2 separate regions of the Homo sapiens genome follow, and region 1 is linked to region 2. A link is a loop called in an ENCODE intact Hi-C map of the cell type or tissue named here. Cell type or tissue: PC-9. All regions are shown on one strand. Each heading gives the region's core, and the rest is flanking DNA. Links, peaks and the distances in the headings are about the cores only. Region 1 holds the start of ALOX15 (arachidonate 15-lipoxygenase). Region 2 has its middle 7.1 kb from the start of CHRNE.

Evidence for each region. Hi-C counts contacts between places; a loop is a spot of excess contacts. Peaks named below come from ENCODE experiments on the same cell type or tissue, not always from the same donor. Only the 100,000 strongest peaks of a DNase experiment are listed, where the experiment ranks them.
Region 1: a loop joins it to region 2, with 6 times the contacts of the local background. A loop is called at or near these places in 2 of 110 quality-filtered maps.

The regions. Positions count from the first base shown.
Region 1 is chr17:4,635,827-4,645,916 of GRCh38, forward strand. It overlaps ALOX15 (arachidonate 15-lipoxygenase), which reads right to left and starts at 5,852. Exons shown (of 14, transcript NM_001140.5): 1 at 5,691-5,852; 2 at 3,604-3,805; 3 at 3,225-3,306; 4 at 3,024-3,146; 5 at 2,755-2,858; 6 at 2,391-2,551; 7 at 1,289-1,432; 8 at 1-142. The coding sequence starts at 5,825. It overlaps LOC105371499 (a long non-coding RNA gene), which reads left to right and starts at 9,183. Exons shown (of 3, transcript XR_001752768.2): 1 at 9,183-10,090. RefSeq lists an enhancer at 2,096-3,295. In PC-9, for the core only: no CTCF peak of the experiment used is centred there; a DNase peak (open chromatin) is centred at 3,145; H3K4me3 peaks cover 864 bases; H3K27me3 peaks cover 640 bases.
Region 2 is chr17:4,905,091-4,915,403 of GRCh38, forward strand. It overlaps a transcript of CHRNE not described here and a transcript of C17orf107 not described here. Among named protein-coding and RNA genes, the nearest start is that of CHRNE, 7.1 kb to the left of the region's middle. RefSeq lists enhancers at 2,759-3,585, 3,586-4,411, 4,025-4,194, 4,412-5,238. In PC-9, for the core only: CTCF peaks have their summits at 4,199 (motif pointing right) and 4,402; DNase peaks (open chromatin) are centred at 4,171 and 4,931; H3K27ac peaks cover 1,037 bases.

The DNA of each region.
Region 1 (10,090 bases), core at 1-8,000, 270 kb before region 2:
GTCCCCTCAGAAGATGAGACTGCAGCTCATGGAGCTGGAAGTCAGAGCTGCGCACCCAGCATTTGGCCAGAAGCCAGGCCATTGGGGGATCCGTAGGCAAGAAAAGGGGAGGTGGTGGGGATCCTGTGCGGGGCAGCTGGAGCTGGAGCAGGGACAAGTGTGGGGAGAGAAGGCATGAGTGCCAGGCACTCAGCGATTCCCGCCCCCCTTGCATGTTAACCTCACCCTTCGTCCTCCAAACCTGTTCTGCTTTCCCCATCTCACTCCTGCCGCTCCCTACGGCTCCCGTTTCCTCCCCTCCCCTTCCTGCCCGCTCAGTGCATTAGCACCCTGCAAGCTGCTTTGCCTCCAGCATTCTGCAGAAACTGCTCTTCTGGTGCCTCCTCCAGCCTCCACTTCCCCTTTCAGTTCCCACAGTGTGGACAAGATTCAAACCACCTGCTTCCTCCATCCCACACTGTTTTTTGAAAACTCATCTTTTGGCCCCACCTCTACACAAATGACTGAATCTCTTGTTCTCAGCTGCCTGCTGGATAATTTAAGTGTCTTCCCGTTACCTCAACATTGGCCAGACAAAAATCCACCTGGGCACCCTGTTCTCTTTATCGGTGCTATTTCTGCAGGCAACTGGCCTGGCTCCCCTTTCCCCTCTCCTTGATCTCCCTCTGCACTCGCATCCACCTGTCCTCTCCATCCTGATGGTCACTACCCACATCCGAGCTCCCCTCCTCCTGGGGTCAGTGCTGGGGCATGTTGCCCCAGTCCCTATTTCTAGCATCTCCCCTCTCCAACCCACCCTAAACACCACTGCCCACACCGCGTGCCCACAGCACGTTTCATCACGGCCTTCTCCAGCTTCCCACCTCATACTCCTTAGCCTGGCTTAGTCTGGCTTCTGGTCCAACTGTCCCCTAGGAATTGCCTGACTCCTCTACCTCAGCCTCTGCCCAGTCTGTCTTGCCCCTGAGGACCGGTCCTTCCTCTCCCTCCTGCTTGTCTGAGACCTGGCCCTCCTCCAAAGCTCGTGACACCCCACCTCCCCAATCCCTCCTGGGCTGTCTCTGTCCTCAGGGACTTCCTCAGTCCTGGAGCTTCTGCAGACTGGCCCAGTCTGTCTCTCCAGCTACACTGCAAGGCCTTCGAATAGAGACTTGGCGCATTTCCTCCTTTCGCGTCTCCCAGGTGCCTTAGCCCAGTGCCTTTGCAGATGGTGCTCAGTAAATTTTGATAAGGGGCTGAGCTTTCTCAAAAGCCAGAGACTGGGAGCAGAAATCCTGAGTCCTCTCACCTGGATGACCATGGGCAAGAGTTTCCCATCAGGCTGCAATTTCAGCATGACTAGAGGGGCAGCCAGGTGCTGCTGGCTACAGAGAATGACGTTGGCCTTGATCCCATCCAGCAGGGAGAAGTCAGCTTCGAACAGTGTGCCTCCCTGGGTGGGGGAAGAGGTCAAGGGCTGCTATCAACATAAAGCATCTTCTTCCTACTCGGATTCCTCCAAGGGGGAAGAGAGTGGAGCTAACTCGTCTCCATCATCTACTTTATACCAGGTAATGGATCATGTGCTTACTTCCTCATATCATTTTTTTTTTTAATCAGGGTCTTACCGTGCTGCCCAGGCTGGAGTGCGTGGCAGGATCACCACGGCTCACTGCAGCCTTGACTTCCTTGGGCCCAGGTGATCCTCCCACCTCAGCCTCCCAAGTAGCTGGGACTACAGGTGCATGCCACTACACCAAAGATTACAGGTGATAATTTTTGTACTTTTGTAGAGACAGGGTTTCACCACGTTGCCTAGGCTGGTCTCCAACTCCTGGGCTCAGGTGATCCTCCTGCAGCCTCCCAAAGTGCTGGGATTACAGGTGTGAGTCACTGTGCTCAGCCTTATAATTTTTATACCTAGTTGAATGAGCCTCAATTTTACAGAAGAGGAAACAGATAATCAGAGAGGTTGGGTATTTTGCCTGAGGTCACACAGCTTACAAATAGCAGAACCAGGATTCACATCCAAGCCTATCTGCCCTTAATCCCATGAATTTCCTCTCTGTTGTTCCATATCGCCTCCTGATGAACAGCCACAGCACTCTGATCCTGACTCTCTTACTCTGCACACTCCCCGAATCCCTAGCACCAGGGGCCAGTCACATTTCTTCATTTGACCTTGTTTCTATCAACCATTCCATCTTGCACGCCCTCCCTCCGCAGCTACTCTCGTGTAGGAAGGAGGCCGAGCAGCTGAGCTTCTCCAGGGTCCCTCAGGACCTCTCCTGCAGAATCCGTCCTTGCTGGCTGGCAGCAAGCCAGGCCCACAGTGGGTCCCGCAGCAGCATCATTGGCACTAGGCCACCCCACTTCACTGCTGAGCTTCCTCAGGGCTCTGATGTCCATACCTCCAGCTCCTTCTCCAGCTGGGCCTGCAGTTCCTCCATGCCTGGAGGGAACACTAGGCGAGCAGGAAGGTGAGCAGAGCGCCTCAGCACCACGGGGTTGGCGCCATTAAGAAACTGGTACCCAAATAAGGCATCTTCCTTCCAGGAGTCCCGCACGCGCTCTGGGGAAGGCAGTTGTTGAGCAAGTTGTGGGATCTGAGCTCTTGGTCCTTCCAACCCCACCAACCATGCCTCCTTGACTCCAGCCCACCAGAGGGACCCAAGTCTCTGGTCTCCCCACCCTGCTTCTTTCAATTCCCCTGGGTTGGGTGGGATCTGGGTGGGATCTGGGGGGTTGGGAGACATACTGGGGTGGGGGACTGACCAGCCAGCTTGCTCTGACCACACCAGAAAATCCGGTTGAAGTCATCTAGATCCTTCCAGCAAGTCAGAACATTTAGAGAGTCTTTGATAGCGAGGTCGGCCAGCCTTCAGGGCAGGATGGGGCAAAGGGTTTGAGCATCATTCTGAGGCTCTAACATGACGACCACAGGCACCGATCCTGGGCCAGTCCAATGCAGTGCAGCCCATAAGCCCCTTGGCTTCCACTAGACCAGGACACCTCCCTCTCACCCAGCCTCCCCTTGCTCTCACCCCTTGGCCAGCGAAACCTCAAAGTCAACTCTCTTGTCTTCCAGAAATCGCTCATCCACAGGGAGGTCATATAGTTTGGCCCCAGCCATATTCAGAATTAACCCGTCCTTCCAGTTTCCCCACCTGTGGGGCAGGAAGGAAATCAAGTATGGGTGCTGGAAGCATCAGCAGCTCACGTGGGGTCAGGGGAGGAGGGCTCACCGGTACAACTTCCTTCTCTCTTCCAGCTCTTCTTCCCGGTGTTTCTGGAACAGGCCCTGAGGGTCCTCGCCCACAGTGCGGCCTAGAAGGACAGAGGAGGACTTGGCCAGTGACTTTTGGTGAGCGCCTCTTCTTGTCTCTGCCAGGAGAGCCTCAGCACCCCGTCCTTCTGTGTGGCCTCTGCCCCTTCAGCATCACGCCCCTCCCCCAGGCTCCAGCCACTTTGTGCCAGCTGCAGCCACCGCCCCTTCGACACCCCCAAAGACCCCGGCGCTCCAGGTTCCAGCACCCCCATCCTGCGCCCTCTTCTCCACACGCGCATCCCCCCAGCTTCTCACACAGCCCAGAGGCCTCCTGACACCCTCAGCCCCGCGCTTACCGGTGCCTTCAGGCAGGCTCAGGACGCCGTTGCCCTCCACCCAGCGGTAACAAGGGAACCTGACCTCGTCCCCGGCTCCGGGGCCCTGCACAGAGATCCAGTTGCAGAACCAGGCGTCGTCCTTAAGGAGGTGCCGTTTGCGCAGTTTCACAAACAGCAGCGGCCCCAGATACTCCGGTACTTCCACCTTGAGTTCTGTCTCCTGCGGGCGACAGAAGAGGCTCAGCCCCGGTGGGGCCTGGCGGGAGGGGCACCCGGCTGAGCCCTGCTCCCTCCAGCGCCCACGCCCTTCCTCGGAGCCTCTGAGAGGAGGAGACGTATCGGGGTGCGGGGACTGAGCCAGAGAGAGAGGGACCGCGCCGAGCAGGTGGCCCCAGGACTCGGTTCTGAGGGGACGGGGACGGCAGGTGGGAAGGTGCGCTCCTGCCTTCACTTTCTCCTCCCTGTGGTCACTGACTGTGCCAAGCGCTGGGCTGAGCGCTGCCGCGCCCTGGACGAGCGCGCTGTGGAGCCCGGACGCGCTGGTGGCAATTCCCGCTGTGCGACCCCCCACCCCACCCCGCCCGAGGCTGAGGACCTGCAGGGGCCCCACCGGCCTGGGGACAACCTTCCCGGAGACCTGGAGGCGGAGAGGGCTCAGCCAGGGAGAGTGACAGAAAGGGAAGGCAGGGGAAAGGCGCGCAGAAAGAGAGCGGCGGGGAAGGGAGGGCGAGCAGCATCTTGGAGCTGGAGCTCAGAGCCCAGGTGTGGGGGGTCAGCAGGTCCGGAGGCTCTCGAAGGTGGCGCCAGGGGCTTTGGATTTGGTCCCGAGAACAAGCGGGAGCCGTTCGAATGTGTTAAGCAGGGGGAGTGAATTAGGGAGAAATCATTCCGGCTTCAGAAGGGCTTGGAAGGTCTGCAGCAGAGGTGGCGAGGCCGCTGGAGGTTTGAAATGGCTTTTAAAATAGAGAAACCGGGAGGACCGACGACCGCTCCGGCGACCGCAGTTTCCAGGCACCAGAGCTGTGTGGAATGAGGGGCGCTCAGGAGCATCCCCTTAATTCCAAGGAGATCGAGTAGCGGGAACATTTATTGAGCCTTTACTGTGTGTCACCAACTGCCCACCATAGGGAGGAAAAAAGGGAGGAGGGAGCGCGCCTTTCCACCTTCCGTGCCCCGTCCCCTCACCATGGAGTCGCGGGGCCACCTGCTCCGTGCGCATTTTCTCTCTTCCTGGCTCCCTTTGCCCCGCTTTCTCGGAAGCTCGGAGCAAGGGCGTGGAGTGCGGGGAGCAGGGCTCCGCAGGTTCAAGAGGACGCGGGCGGTCGGGGGCGGGACGGATATTGGGCAGGGACGCGGGAGATGCTCAGGGTCTAGAACTGACTGCGCCGGATTCTTGTTTAGAGGGAGGTGAAGAGAGGAAGGAGGCGCGGGTGACACCGGGGGAGGCAGGAGGAGAGGGCTGGGAGGTGGGGAGAGGGGAGGACCTCATCCGGGCATGTTGCTTTGACGTTCCCTGAGACAGACATCCGGATTTGGGGATCTGGGAGAGAGCTAGAGCAGTGATGGGAATTTGGGCTTTCGCGGAAGAAAAAAAGTTAACAGGACCGGGTAGAACACCCGGTAGATGTGACATGAGATATGACGGGAGGTGGGTCGGGAAATCGAGAGCGTTCTCCTGTCTTGACTCCCCATCCCTTCCCTCTCACCACCCACTCCACCCCAGGTGATAAAGCCTGAAAGGTAGAGATCCAACAGCGCTAGCGGTTGAAACGGTTTTTAAAATAGAGAAAGCGAGAGGACCGACGGCGGCTCCAGTGACTGCTGAGTTTCCAGACAAGGGAGCTTTGTGCAATGAGGGGCGCACAGGAGCATGCCCTCAATTCCAAGGAGATCGGGTAGCGGCAACATTTATTGAGCGCTTACTGTGTGCCACCGACTGCCCTAAAGCCCCCCACCCCCGTGGCCTCCGCGCGCTTTGAGCCCAATGCGCGGGCCCTTGGCAAAGAGAATCGGCCAGAGGCCAACGGGGGCGCATGTCCTCCCCGGTATTTGACTGACTCGGAGCCAGGGGCGCAGCCCACCCCGCCCGGCTCTGGGGAGCTCACCTTGCCCCGTGCGGGCCACAGTCGCTTCCCGAGCGCCGCCTCCCCGTGCTGGCCGACCAGCCACAGCTGCACCTGGTTGTTGGAACCGGCATAGAGCGAGGCCCCAGTGGACACGCGGATGCGGTAGAGACCCATCTTGCTCAAAGATGTTTCGCTCCTTCTGGTGGAGAAGGGTGGACGAGCTAAATAACCCAGCCTGAGACCCCGCCCTCTCGGAGGTCGCTTGGGGTCGGAATGTGGGTGGCAGGTCTCCAATCAACTCCGCCTACCGCTGGGGCCCCCAGCTCCAAGGAGCAGAGCTTCAAGGGGCAGAATTCAGCCCCAGTCCAAAAGGCGGTGTCCTGGCGAGAGCAGGGAGTGGAAACCACTATCTTGACGGGAGGGAGAAAAAGAAAAGGATTTGGACCGAAAACACGCAGGAAGAGGGAATCAACGCCTGGTACAGCAGGCAGGCGAGGTGGGGGTAGGAGTTATGCACGTGTGTACCACGGACTTTGGGCCAAGCCTGGGTGGCTGGGAAGCCAACCTCCATCTAAACGCACGCGTGCACACACACACACACGCAAGGACACGCGCGCGCACACACAAGCCTCACAAGTTGGATTGCAGGAGAGGGTGAAGTGGGCGAGGAGACCCAGTTTGCAGTGGCATTTGAGGAAGGTACATTCAGGCCACGGAATTCATTCGACCAGCTTTGCACACTTGCCTTCTCTGTGCCAGCCACTGGGACTCATTCCTTTTGAGCATAAAAGCCGCTGCCTCCCTGTTGCCTGCAGAATAAAAGTCCAAATGTTTCTGGCATTCAATGCCCTTGCTAACCTGACCTGCTCTCCTCACCTCTCATCCCACTGCACCCTGGCATCTCCTGTGCTGGAGCCATGTGTTCCCCGGAACCCCCCCTCCCCCCGCCGCCCCTGCTGTTCTCTCAAAGAACTCACTTCTGGGTTAGTCTGGTCATGCTTCTAAACCCTAATTCGTCTCCAGTTTCTTTTTGGGCTGGAGCCATGTGTTCCCCAGAACCCCACCTGCTGTTCTCTCAAAAGAACTTGCTCCTGGATTAGTCTATTCATCTATTCATGCTTCTAAACCCTAGTTCACCTCCGGTTTCTCAGGAAAGTCTTACCCGGTACTTTCACCCCCCACCACCCCACCAGAGTGAATTAGCTTTCCTTTTTTTTTTTTTTTTGAGATATAGAGTCTCACTCTGTCACCCTGGAATGCAGGGTGGAGTGCAATGGCACGATCTCGGCTCACGGCAACCTCTGCCTCCCGGGCTCAAGCAATTCTCTGCCTCAGCCTTCCGAGTAGCTGGGATTACAGGCGCCTGCCACCATGCCTGGATAATTTTTGTATTTTTAGTAGAGACGGGGTTTCTCCATGTTGGCCACGCTGGTCTTGAACTCCTGACCTTGTGATCCACCCACCTCAGTCTCCCAAAGTGCTGGAATTACAGGTGTGAGCCACGGCGCCCGGCCCAGCTTTCCTTTCTAACACTTTTCTCCTTGCGCACACTTCTACTGTTGCACAGTTAATACTGCAGTGTGAGCATTTGTATGTGTGTATCCCCCACTAATGTGAGCCCGTCCTAGGCAGGGACTACACACCCAGCAGGACTCTCACTTTTGTTTCCCCTGGAGACGGCACAGTGTCAGGGTTTGTGGGTGTCAATAAGTGTTTGCTGAAACACACTGAGCTGAAAAATTCATTATAAATGAATGCTTCCCTTGGGGGAGACAAAGGGAAACAAATTATCAGGCAATGTAAACAAAAGGGGAATACTAACATAAACTTCATGGCATGGATTACAATCAGCCTGGTAACACAAATGAAGTCCACGAAAATATGTCTGTGATGCATATTTTCTGGTTTGCTTGTTTTTTGTTTTTGGTGTTTTTTTTTTTAATGAGATGGAGTCTTGCTCTGTTGCCCGGGCTAGAGTACAGTGGTGTGATCTCGGCTCACTGCAACCTCCACCTGCCGGGTTCAAGCGATTCTCCTGCCTCAGCCTCCAGAGTAGCTGGGATTACAGGCACCCACCAACATGCCCGGCTACTTTTTGTATTTTCAGTCGAGATGGGGTTTCACCATGTTGGCCAGGCTGGTCTTGAACTCCTGACCTCAAGTGATCCACCTGCCTCGGCCTCCCCAAGTGCTGGGATTACAGCCATGAGCCATCATGTCCGGCCCTGCTTAATTGTTTACTGGGAAGTACATTCATGTGATTCAAAATTCAAAAGGTACAAAGTGATATTCACTAGTTTCTCCCTCCTCTTGGCCCCAAGCCACCCAGTTGCTCCACTCCCAGCAATCACAGTTACCAGTCTCTTCTGTGCACTAATATTACTGAGCAAATACACGCCTATCTTTGTCTTTTTCTGCACATTGTAGCATGCCTTATTCTGCATCTCGTTTTTCCATAGTGCAACAGGAGGTCATTCCATATCCATGCATAAAGAGCTTCCTTGTTCTTTGCTAAGGCTGCCATTTGCTGTAACGCCATAAATTCTACTAGTCTCTTGTAGTGGACACAGGTTATTAGTAATCTTTTGTAGCTATGAAAAAGTGCTGAAAGAAATAAACCTCGCATATACAGCATTTCTCGTATGAAAGTATCTCTGTAGAACAAAACCCTGGAGATAGAATTTCTGGACCAAAAGCATATCGAATTTAGGCAGAAACTGCTCAATTGCCCTCTGTAGAAAGTTGTACTGATTTAGACTCCCACCAGTGGACTGTGTATGAGAATGCCCATTCTTCCTCACTCTTGCCAATGGTGTGTTCATAACCTTACCTTAGCCAATCGGATAGGTGAAAAATGGTACCCTAGTTTTAATTTTAATTTGCATTACCCTTATTATGAGTAAAGTTGAGCTTTTTTTTTTTTTCTTTTTTTGAGAAGGAGTTTTGCTCTTGTCGCCCAGGCTGGAGTGCAGTGGCGCGATCTTGGCTCACTAAAACCTCTGCCTCCCGGGCTCAAGCAATTCTCCTGCCTTAGTCTCTCGAGTAGCTGGAATTACAGTCGCCTGCCACCATGCCCGGCTAATTTTTTGTATTTTTAGTAGAGATGGGTTTTCGCTATGTTGGCCAGGCTAGTCTCGAACTCCTGGCCTCATGTGATCAGCCTGCCTCAGCCTCCCAAAGTGCTGGGATTACAGGTGTGAGCCACCGTGCCCAACCAAAAGGTTTTTTTTATAAGTGAAATTCAGAAAAATCAAAATGTGGTGGGTAAAATTCATCTTCCATAGAAATGGCACAAACCCAGTAATTTTCTTGCAGATTAAAAGTGTGATTGAAGAGTTGGGAAGGCTTCCAAAAGTAATTCACAGTAACTTGTGGGTAGACTGAGTGAGGTTAGATTATGATGCAGTTGTGATGGGAGAGGAAAGACCCAGGCCATTTCTTCCCGTCTTGGATAGGGATATCTATGGTGGTTAGCCTATGCCTGTTCCAACATTGTATGTTGGGGGTGGGGTCAGATGACTTTCTCTTTAGTTTACAGGTCTTCAGAAGAAGAGGAGCCCAGGCACGGTGGCTCATGCCTGTAATCCCAGCACTTTGGGAGGTCGAGGTGGGAGAATCAGCTGAGTTCAGGAGTTCAAGACCAGCCTGACCAACATGGTGAAACCTCATCTCTACTAAAAATACAAAAAGTAGCCAGGCATGGTGGTGGACACCTGTAATCCCAGCTACTCAGGAGGCTGAGGCAGGAGAATCGCTTGAACCCCAGAGGCAGAGATTGCAGTGACCTGAGATCGTGCCACTGCACTCCAGCCTGGGCAACAGAGTGAAACTTCTTTAAAAAAGAAAAAAAAAAAGAAGAGGAGGAATTGTATTCTGGAAGTATACTTAAGGTAATACAGTTGAGAAATCTCATCTATACATGGACCTGATTTAGATGATGAAATTCTAGACTTTGAGCTGATGCTATAATGGGATTCGACTTTGGGGTAGCTTGAGAGGGAGCGAGTGTATTTTGCATGTGGAAGGAATGTAAATCACCAGAATTCAGAGGGCATGCTCGTGGTGGCCATTCTTTAAAACATCCCCCAGTGATTCCGACCTCCTGATATGCATGCCTTTCCATAGTCTCCTACATTGTGTCTGGGTTGGTCTGCAAAGCCAATGCAGTATGAAATGATGTGTGTGACTTCCAAAGCTAGGTCCTAAAAGACATTAGGGCTTTCCGTCTCCTCCCTCCCCACTCTCCCTCTTTCTTGTTCTGCTTTCTCTGAGAGAAATTAACTACTATGTCATGAGGTCACTCAAGAAACTCTATGGAGAGGTCCACGTGGCAAGGAACTGAGCCCTCCTGCTACGAGCCAGTGAGGAACTGAACCCTCCAACTACCAACCACGTGGGGCAGCCATCTTGGAAACAGATCCTCCTGCCCCGGTTAAGAC
Region 2 (10,313 bases), core at 240-8,239:
ACAGGGCCGAGTGCTACGGTTATTGAGATGGATAAAACAAGCCTCAAGGAGTTATCATCTAATGACAGAGACCTATCAACAGCCAGTGATGCCAGACTATGAGAAGCATAAAAATAAACAGGTGCTATAGAATCTGTAGCTAGGGTGAATCAGATCTGTCAGAAAAGCAAGGTTTTGGCCAGGCACAGTGGCTCATGCCTGTAATCCTAACTATTTGGGAGGCTGAGGCTGGAGCATCACTTGAGCCCAGGAGTTCAAGACCAGCCTGGGCAACACAGTGAGACCCCCCATCTCTACAAAAATAAATAAACAACAACAAAAAATATTAGCCAGGCATCATGGTGCATGCCTGTAGTCCCAGCTACTTAGGAGGCTGAGGCGGGAGGATTGCTTGACCCTAAGAGATCAAGGACACAGTGAGCTACGATCACACTACACTCCAGCCTGGGTGACAAGCGAGACCCTATCTCAAAAAAATGAAGTTTCCGGCTGGATGCGGTGGCTCAACACCTGTAATCCCAGCACTTTGGGAGGCCAAGGCAGGTGGACCACCTGAGGTCAAGAGTTCGAGACCAGTCTGGCCAACATGGTGAAACCCCATCTCTACTAAAAACACAAAAATTAGCTGGGTGTGGTGGCTGGCACCTGTAATCCCAGCTACTCGGGAGGCTGAGGCAGGAGAATCACTTGAACCTGGGAGACGGAGGTTGCAGTGAGCCGAGATCGTGCCACTGCACTCCAGCCCGGGTGACAGAGTGAGACTCCATCTCAAAAAACAAAAAAATGAAGTTTCTCCTAGGTTTCCTGTAGTCTTGCACATGGACTGGAACTTACTAGACCAGTGTCAGAGGCCAAGGCAGCTCCAGAGCCTGTCTCCTGATCTGTCTCTGCCGCTCTGTCCGCTCTCTGCTCCTCTCACTTCGTCAGCACTGCCCATTCCCCCTACTTTGCATGTCCCCTTTCTACTGTGTAGTTTCTGCTTTCTCGTCACCTGTGCATCATTTCACCATGGTCTTAGCCCCAGACCAACTTCTTGGCTTCTCTCTGCAGAGGCAGCACTTTTGTTCCCGTTGCTACTGCCTGATGCTCTGAGGGCTTGGGGTGCCAACACTGAAGAAGGATCATGGGGTTGGCCTAAGACTGCCTTGTTTAGGATGGATAGTGGGTGTGGCAGGCCCTGACACCACATGTCTGGTAATTCACCCTCTAGCAACCCAGCCCACTTCTCCTATATGTTTAGCTCCCAAAACGGCCTGCCAGGATGCCATTCTCACTGCTAGAGCTGAAATATATACAAATATATGAAATATACATAAATTAATACAGTTAATATAAATTCACTCTATCCTCCCCAGCAGGATTCAAACTTGAAATCTTGCTTCAAAAAGTGATTATGAGAAAAAAAATCTAATAATCTGATCAAAAAGAGGGCAGAAGATTTGAATAGACGCTTCTCAAAATAAGACACACAAATGCCAAACAGGTATAAGAAAACGTGCTCAGCATCATTGGTCATCACTGGGAGGCTGAGGTAGGAGAATTGCTTGAGCCTGGGAGTTCAAGACCAGCCTGGGCAATATAGTGAGACCTCATCTGTAAATAAATAAATAAAATTTTAAAAAACAGATGAATGGTGAGCCAAGATCATGCCACTGCATCCTAGCCTGGGAAACAAGAGAGAAAACTGTTTAAAAAAAAAAGAAAAAAGAAAAACACAGATGAATGGATAAAGCAAATGTGGTACATATACACAATGGAGCACCATTCACCCATAAAAAAGGATGAGATCCTGTCATTTGCAACAACATGAATGGAACTGGAGATCATTATGTTAGGTGAAATAAGCCAGGCACAGAAAGACAATCATTGCATGTTCTCACTTATTTGTGGGAGTTAAAAATCAAAACAATTGACCTCATGGACATAGAGAGTAGAAGGATGGTTACCAGAGGCTGGGAAGGGTAGTGGGCAGGTAGGTGGATGGTGGGGATGGTTAATGGGTACAAAAAAAATAGAATAAGACCTACTATTTGATAGCACAACAGAGTGACTGTAGTCAATAATAATTTCATTGTACATGTTAAAAAAAACTTAAGAGTGTAATTGCATGGTTGGTAACTTAAAGGATAAATGATTGGGGGAATTAAAAAAAAAAGTGATTATGGCAAGGGTCCTTCAAGAAAACACTCCGGGCCGGGCGCGGGGGCTCACGCCTGTAATCCCTGCACTTCGGGAGGCCGAGGCGGGCGGATCACGAGGTCAGGAGATCAAGACCATCCTGGCTAGCATGGTGAAACCCCGTGTCTACTAAAAATTAAAAAAAAAAAATTAGCCGGGCATGGTGGCGGGCGCCTGTAGTCCCAGCTACTCGGGAGGCTGAGGCAGGAGAATGGCGTGAACCCGGGAGGCGGAGCTTGCAGTGAGCCAAGATCACGCCACTGCACTCCAGCCTGGTGACAGAGCAAGACTCAGTCTCAAAAAAAAAAAAAAAAAAAAAAAACACTCTCAGCCCAGAGTCCAGTGTCCCCTGCTCTAAGTAGTTTCACTCAGGTCTGATTTCCATCCATTCTCCAAATGATGGGCTAAATCCTCAACTTAAGCACCACAACTACATCATGTATAAACAATACATCACACACACACCCCACAACATAGAAAATGCAATAGTGGGCTGGGTGAGGTGGCTCGTGCCTGTAATCCCAGCACTTTGGGCAGCCAAGGCAGGTGGATCACTTGAGATCAGGAGTTCAAGACCAGCCTGACCCACATGGTGAAACCCTGTCTCTACTAAAAATAGAAAACTTAGTCGGGCACGGTGGCTCACACCAGTAATCCCAGCACTTTGGGAGGCCGAGGCGGGCGGATCACGAGGTCAGTAGTTTGGGACCAGCCTGATCAACATGGTGAAACCCCGTCTCTACTAAAGATACAAAAAATTAGCCAGGGGATTACACCTGTAATCCCAGCTACTCGGGAGGCTGAGGCAGGAGAATCCCCTTGAACCAGGCAGTCAGAGGTTGCGGTGAGCCTAGATCGTGCCATTGCACTCCAGCCTGGTGACAGAGTGAGACTCTGTCTCAAAATAATAATAATAATAAAATGCAATAGTTAACAAAACTACATTTGAGCCAACAACCTGCATAGGAGAGGTGCGGGTTACAGTGAGTAGAAATCCTCATTCCTGGAAGGCTGCAGTGGCCATGGGCCTCACACATAGACCGCATTCACCTGAGAGCCAGGGGCTGGAGCTGCAACTTGTGAGTGACCAGTGCATCCCAGGGGCTTGCCTTGCTCCTCATGCTGGAGGAGTTTCCGGAAGGGGCTCTTGCCACTTCCCACATCACAGCAGTGCGTTCCTGCCAGTGCTGGGAGCAAAGCTCAGCCACCGTTCCTGCCAGCGCTGGGAGCAACGCTCAGCCACCGTCTTTGTCTAGGTTTGGTTTGCTCACAGTGAGGACTGCCTCGGGGGCTGAGACTTCCTGCCGAGTTAGTGGAGTCAGGCACAGGCCTGCTAGCCAGGGCTGATGGTTCGTATTTTCATAATGAAAATTCCCCAGAACCTGAATGGGCTGCCTGACAATTCCCCTACACACACAGACACACAGACACACAGACACACACACACACACACACAGAGACACACACATACACAGATACACAGACACACACACAGACACACAGAGACACAGACACAAAGACACACACACACACAGACACAGACACACAAACACACACAGAAACACAGACACACACACAGCCACACACACAGCCACGGACACACACACACACACACATTCACAGACACACGCAGATACACACAGACACACGCAGACACAGACACATAGACACGCAAACACAGACACACACACACACCCAGACACACACACACACACCCAGACACACACACACACACACAGACCCAGATACACACATACACACAGACACAGGCATGGACCCACACACACACACAGACACACACACAGACACACACACCCCGGGATGCTTTGACTTCCAAGTAAGACCCAAAAGAACTAGCTCAACAGGAAGCCACTCCCGTCGCCTGCCGGCTTCTGGCTAGCAGCGCAGAACAGCTGCAGCTGACTCCAGCGGCCAGGCTGCCAGGCCGCGGCCTCTCTGCCTTCAGTGCCCTCACAGCACAAATATCCCCAGGCTGGCCAGAGGAGGGCCCCCTCTCCACTCCACACAAAGACCTGCTCTTGATTTGTGGACAGAAGTAGGTTCAGCTGAACCAGAGCAGGGAGGTGTAGTAGACCCGGATTTCTATTTTCTTTTTTTCGAGACGGAGTCTCCCTCTCTGGCCAGGCTGGAATGCAGTGGCGCAATCTCAGCTCACTGCAACCTCCCGCGTTCAAGCGATTACCCTGCCTCAGCCTCCCGAGTAGCTGGGACTACAGGCCGCACCACCACACCCAGCTAATTTTTGTATATTTAGTACAGACGGGGTTTCACCATGTTGGCCAGGCTGGTCTCGAACTCCTAACCTCAGGCGACCCACCCGCCTCGGCCTCCCAAAGTGCTGGAATTACAGGCACGAGCCCGTATGAGGGAAATACATGAAGTCACGGGTGCTTTATCTTCCAGCACCTTCCCTTCTTCTGAGAACTGTCCGTCTCCAATCCTGTGGGCCCAGAGGATCTGCCTGGAACGGAGACAGCCCACCCCTGGCCAGAGTGGACTGGTCTCAGGAGGACACCTGACCCAAGCCAGGCCAAAGAAAGTCCCTTCCCTGGGAATGTTCTCAAACAAAACACAGGAAAGCAGTCTGTCTCTGCTGCCACAAGCTATGAAACCTGGATGCATGGGCTGCCATGTTCATTCCTCGTTTTTTACGTGTGTAAGAGAGAATGCAGCTGAGACGCAGACGAGCAGAGACAAGAATGCGCCTCAGCGTTCCCGCCCCGCCCCAGGAATACCTGAGGCCCAGCAGAGCTGCTACAGGCTGGCTGCCCACAAGTCCTTTGATGGAATGAGGAAACTCAGCCTCTTTCCAATATATCTCCCTTTTCTTGGCTTAATATATGAGGATTTTCAGGGAGGGCAGGGTGGCTCACGCCTGTAATTCCAGCACTTTGGGAGGCCGAGGTGGGCGGATCACGAGGTCAGGAGATGGAGACCATCCTGGCTAACACAGTGAAACCCCGTCTCTACTAAAAATACAACAAATTAGCCGGACGTGGTGGCGGGCACCTGTAGTCCCAGCTACTCGGGAGGCTGAGGCAGGAGAATGGCGTGAACCCGGGAGGCGGAGCTTGCAGTGAGCCGAGATCACGCCACTGCACTCCAGCCTGGGCGACAGAGCGAGACTCTGTCTCAGGAAAAAAAAAAAAAAAAAATTAGTCCGGTTGGTGGCATGCACCTGTAGTCCCAGTTACTCAGGAGGCTGAAGTGGAAATGGGGGAGAATCAATTGAACCTGGGAGGCAGAAGTTGCAGTGAGTGGTGATCCTACCATTGCACCCTCCAGCCTGGGTGACAGAGTGAGACTCTGTCTCAAAAAACAAAAAAAAACAAAAAAAAAAAAACCAAAGAATTTTCAGGTCAGGGGTGGTGGTTCCAACCTGTAATCCCAGCACTTTGTGAGGTCAAGGTGGGAGGATTGCTTGAGGCCAGGAGTTCAAGACTAGCTTGGGCAACATGGCGAAACCCTATCTCTACAGAAATAAAAACAAAAAGAAAAAGAAAAGTAAAGCGTTCCACTTGAGGCCAGGTGCGGTGGTTTACGCCTGTAATCCCAGCACTTTAGGAGGCTGAGGCGGGCGGATCACCTGAGGTAGGGAGTTTGAGACCAGAAAAAAAAGAAAAAGAAAAAAAAACTGAAGCCAAGAAAGTCATAGACCAAACAAGAATTAATGAACTAATTAGTATCTCAGAGGAAAGAAGGCCTTCCTTCCTTTCCCTAGAGCCCAAATCAGAGACCATAAAGAAAAAGAAAAAATACATCAACTTCTGTAGGGCAAAAACTATGAAACGAAAGGCAAGCAAACAACAAACTGGGAGAAAATGTCTGTAACCAGTGACATCTCTGCTGTATTTATGAAGCCCTCACAGAAAGCCATGAAGAGCTGACAAAACCTGGGCACCGTGGGGAAACGGTGAGAAACCCCGGGAGAGAGGAAGATCTGGACTTGGAGGAGAACAGCACACCAGAGCAGAAGGGGGCTGGTGCCTAGGAAAGAGATGAACAAAAATGGTAAAAACTCCAAAGTGATTTCAAAGAGGGATAAAAATGTGGAGGGTGGGGGAGGGGGAGATGGAGAGAAAGAGGAGAGGGAGGCCACCAGGGCGGCCCCAGGGCCAGGGCTAAGCACTCACCCTCCCCAGGAGGCAATCTCTCCACAAACTTGGGTAAAGAAGAGAAAACAAAAGTCCTTGCAACTTACCAGTACAGGAAGGAGAGTCCATACCGTTCATCTTGTTAGAAAAGATCTCAGCCAGGCGCGGTGGCTCACGCCTGTAATCCCAGCACTTTGGGAGGTCGAGACGGGCGGGTCACCTGAGGTCAGGAATTCAAGACCAGCCTGGCCAACATGGAGAAACCCCATCTCTACTAAAAATACAAAATTAGCCGGGTGTGGTGGTGCGTGCCTGTAATCCCAGCTACTCAGGAGGCTGAGGCAGGAGAATTGCTTAAACCTGGGAGGTGGAGGTTGCAGCGATCCCAGATTGCGCCACTGCACTCCATCCTGGGCAACAGAGTGAGCCTCTGCTGCAATAAAAAAAATAAAACAAATAAAAAATAAAAACAGAAAAGAAAAGATCTCGAATCTGCTTCTCACTTCAGCGCAGAGGCAGAAGACGAGAATGAATCGAGAAGGAGAATCCCCATATCAGCAAAGAATGGATGCTGCGTTCACGGGCAGTTTCCACCACATTGTGGGCTTGCCTTCAGAAAGAGAGAAGGTGGTGGCAGAGATGATGCCGCTGCAGAAGCCAGAAGAGGGTCCAGCTGATGTTCAAAGTTCAGGAGGAAAGGATTCAATATCAGAGAAAAACTACTAAGAACTCCCAGTACCTAAACAGTTTGATGAGGTGGGAATCCCAAACAGAAAGGAGGCAAGAAGTAATTACAGCTGGGCACGGTAGCTCACACCTGTAATCCCAGCACTTTGGGAGGCCAAGGTGGGCGGATCACCTGGGGTCAGGAGTTCGAGACCAGCCTGGGCAACATGGTGAAACCCCATCTCTACTAAAAATACAAAAATTAGCTGGGTGTGATGGCACGTGCCTGTAATCCCAGCTACTTAGGAGGCTGAGGCAGGAGAATATCTTGAACCCAGGAGACAGAGGTTGCAGTGAGCCAAGATCGTGCCGGTGCACTCCAGCCTGGTGACAGAGCAAGACTCCGTCTCAAAAAAAAAAAAAAAAAAAAAAAAACAGCAAGTACACCTGTCACCCAGATTGGAGCACAGTGGTGCAGTCTTGGCTCATTGCAGCCTCGACCTGCTGAGCTCAATGATCCTCCTGCCTCAGCCTCCTGAATAGCTGGGATCACAGGCGCACACCACCATACTTGGCTAATTTTTTAACTTTTTCATCAAGACAGGGTCTCGCTATGCTATGTTGTCCACGCTGGTCCCAAACTCCTGAGGTCAAATGATCCTCCTGCCTTGGCCTCCTGAGTAGCATCAACTGCAGCCTCACTTCACCATGGCTGGCTTGACTTTTAATGCTCCTACTACCAATACTTATTTATACTATTAATACTAAAAGTAAATAGAAGTCCATTTTTATTTATTTAATTTTTAATTTTTTTTTTTTTTGAGACAGAGTCTCTGTTGCCCAGGCTGGAATGCAGTGACGTGATCACAGCTCACTGAAACCTCCACTTCCCAGGTTCAAGCAATTCCCCTGTCTCAGCCTCCCAAATAGCTGGGACTACAGGTGCGCGCCACCATACCCTGCTAATTTTTTGTATTTTAGTAGAGATGGGGTTTCACCATGTTGGCCAGGATGGTCTTGATCTTCTTACCTCGTGATCCACCGGTCTCGGCCTCCCAAAGTGCTGGGATTACAGGCGTGAGCCACTGCGCCCAGCTGGAAGTCTATTTTTATTTTTATTTATTATTATTATTATTATTTTTGAGACAGAGTTTCACTCTTGTTGCCCAGGCTGGAGTGCAATGGTGCAGTCTCGGCTCACTGCCTCCTGGGTTCAAGTGATTCTCCTGCCTCAGCCTCCCGAGTAGCTGGGATTACAGGCATATGCTACCATGCCCAGCTAATTTTGTATTTTTAGTAGAGACAGGGTTTCTTCATGTTGGTCAGGCTGATCTCAAATTCCTGACCTCAGCTGATCCACCCGCCTCGGCCTCCTGGGATTACAAGCATGAGCCACCGCACCTGGCCCGGGAAGTCTATATTTAAAAAGAAAGTGGTATCTGAGTTAGGTGGCTGTCATCTGTAATCCCAGCATTTTGGGAGGTCAAGGCTGAAGGATAGGTTGAGCTCAGGAGTTCTGGACCAGCCTGGAACATAGTGAGACACCCCCCAATCTCTACAAAAAAAAAATTCTTAATTCTAATGTTCAAACGTTGTTTTAGGCTGGGCGCAGTGGCCTGTAATCCCAACACTTTGGGAGGCTGAGGCAGGCATATCACTTGAGGTCAGGAGTTCAAGACCAGCCTAGCCAACATGGTGAAACCCCATCTCTACTAAAAATACAAAAATTAGCTGGGCATGGTGGCAGGTGTCTGTAATCCCAGTTACTCAGGAGGCTGAGGCAGGAGAATCGCTTGAAGCCAGGAGGTGGAGGTTGCTGTGAGCCAAGATCATGCCACTGAACTTTAGCCTGGGCGACAAAACAAGACTGTCTCAAAAAAAAAAAAAAAGAAAGACATCAGAGGACGCTTATAAAAGTGAGACATGAGACAGAGAGAAAAGCCCAAGGAGGTTCCTTATTTAATGTTTTCAATCTTCTCCCAATGCATGGAGCAGCTCCTGCCTCTTAGAACATGGGCCATGCTTCTGAGTGCCTGCTGTTCCAAAGTCTGCCATCCAGAGGGACAGACAGACATTAAAACAAAGTAGCAGAACAGCTTTGGCAAGGTGCCCTAGGAATTTATAATACAGTAACTAATCCAGTCTAGAAAGCTCAAAATACACTTTCTCTCCTGGAATTGACCCAGAGCTAAAGCCACCAATTGACCAAATGCCTGCTAACAGTGCCCATGTTTAAAGTCCAAGATCCCCCAGGTGACAGATTAATTAGTGACTCTCTCATGCAAACCTTGGATAGAAACATTCTACTTCAACTATCCAGGCTCCTTATCGGACTCAGGATCCTTATCGGACTCAGGATCACTTCCACGGAAACCCACTTTTGATTCCAACTTTTGTTTTGTTTTAGGTGGACTCTTTTGGTTACAAAGAAAAAGGAATAAACTTAAATCACTTATTTATGTATACATTTATTTATTTATTTTTGAGACAGGGTCTCACAGAGTTGCCAAGGCTGCAGTGCCACCATTACAGCTCACCACAGCCTTGACCTCCCAGGCTGAAGTGATCCTCCCACCTCAGCCTCCGGAGTAGCTGAGACTACAGGTCCACACTATCACACCCAGCTAATTTTTAAATTTCTTTGTAGAGCCGGGGTCTCACTGTGTTGCCCAGGCTGGTCTTAAACTCCTGGACTCAAGCAATCCTCCTACCTCAGCCTCCCAAAGTACTGGAATTACAGCCATGAGCCATCGCCCCTGGCTTTTAAATCACTTTTTATTTTTTGCATTTATTTATTTATTTATTTTTGAGATGGGGTCTTGCTCTGTCACCCAGGCTGGAGTGCAGTTGCACGATCTCAGCTCACTGCAATCTCTGCCTCCTGGGTTCAAGCAATTCTCCTGCTTCAGCCTCCGGAGTAGGTGAGACTACAGGCATGTGCCACTATGACCGGCTAATTTTTGCATTTTTAGTAGAGATGGGGTTTCACTATGTTGGCCAGGCTGGTCTCGAACTCCTGACCTCAGGTGATCCACCCACCTCGGCCTCCCAAAGTGCTAGATTACAGATGTAAGCCACCGTGCCAGGCCTAATTTTTGTATTTTTATTTATTTAGACAGAGTCTCGCTCCATCACCCAGGCTGGAGTGCAAGTGGCGAGATCTCTGCTCACTGCAACCCCTGCCTCCCAGGTTCAAGGGGTTCTTGTGCCTCAGCCTCCTGAGCATAGCTGGGATTACAGACATGCACCACCACACCAGGCTAATTTTTAAAAATATTTTTCAGTAGAGACAGGGTTTTGCTGTGTTACCCAGACTCGTCTTGAACTCCTGTCCTCAAGTGATCCACCCGCCTC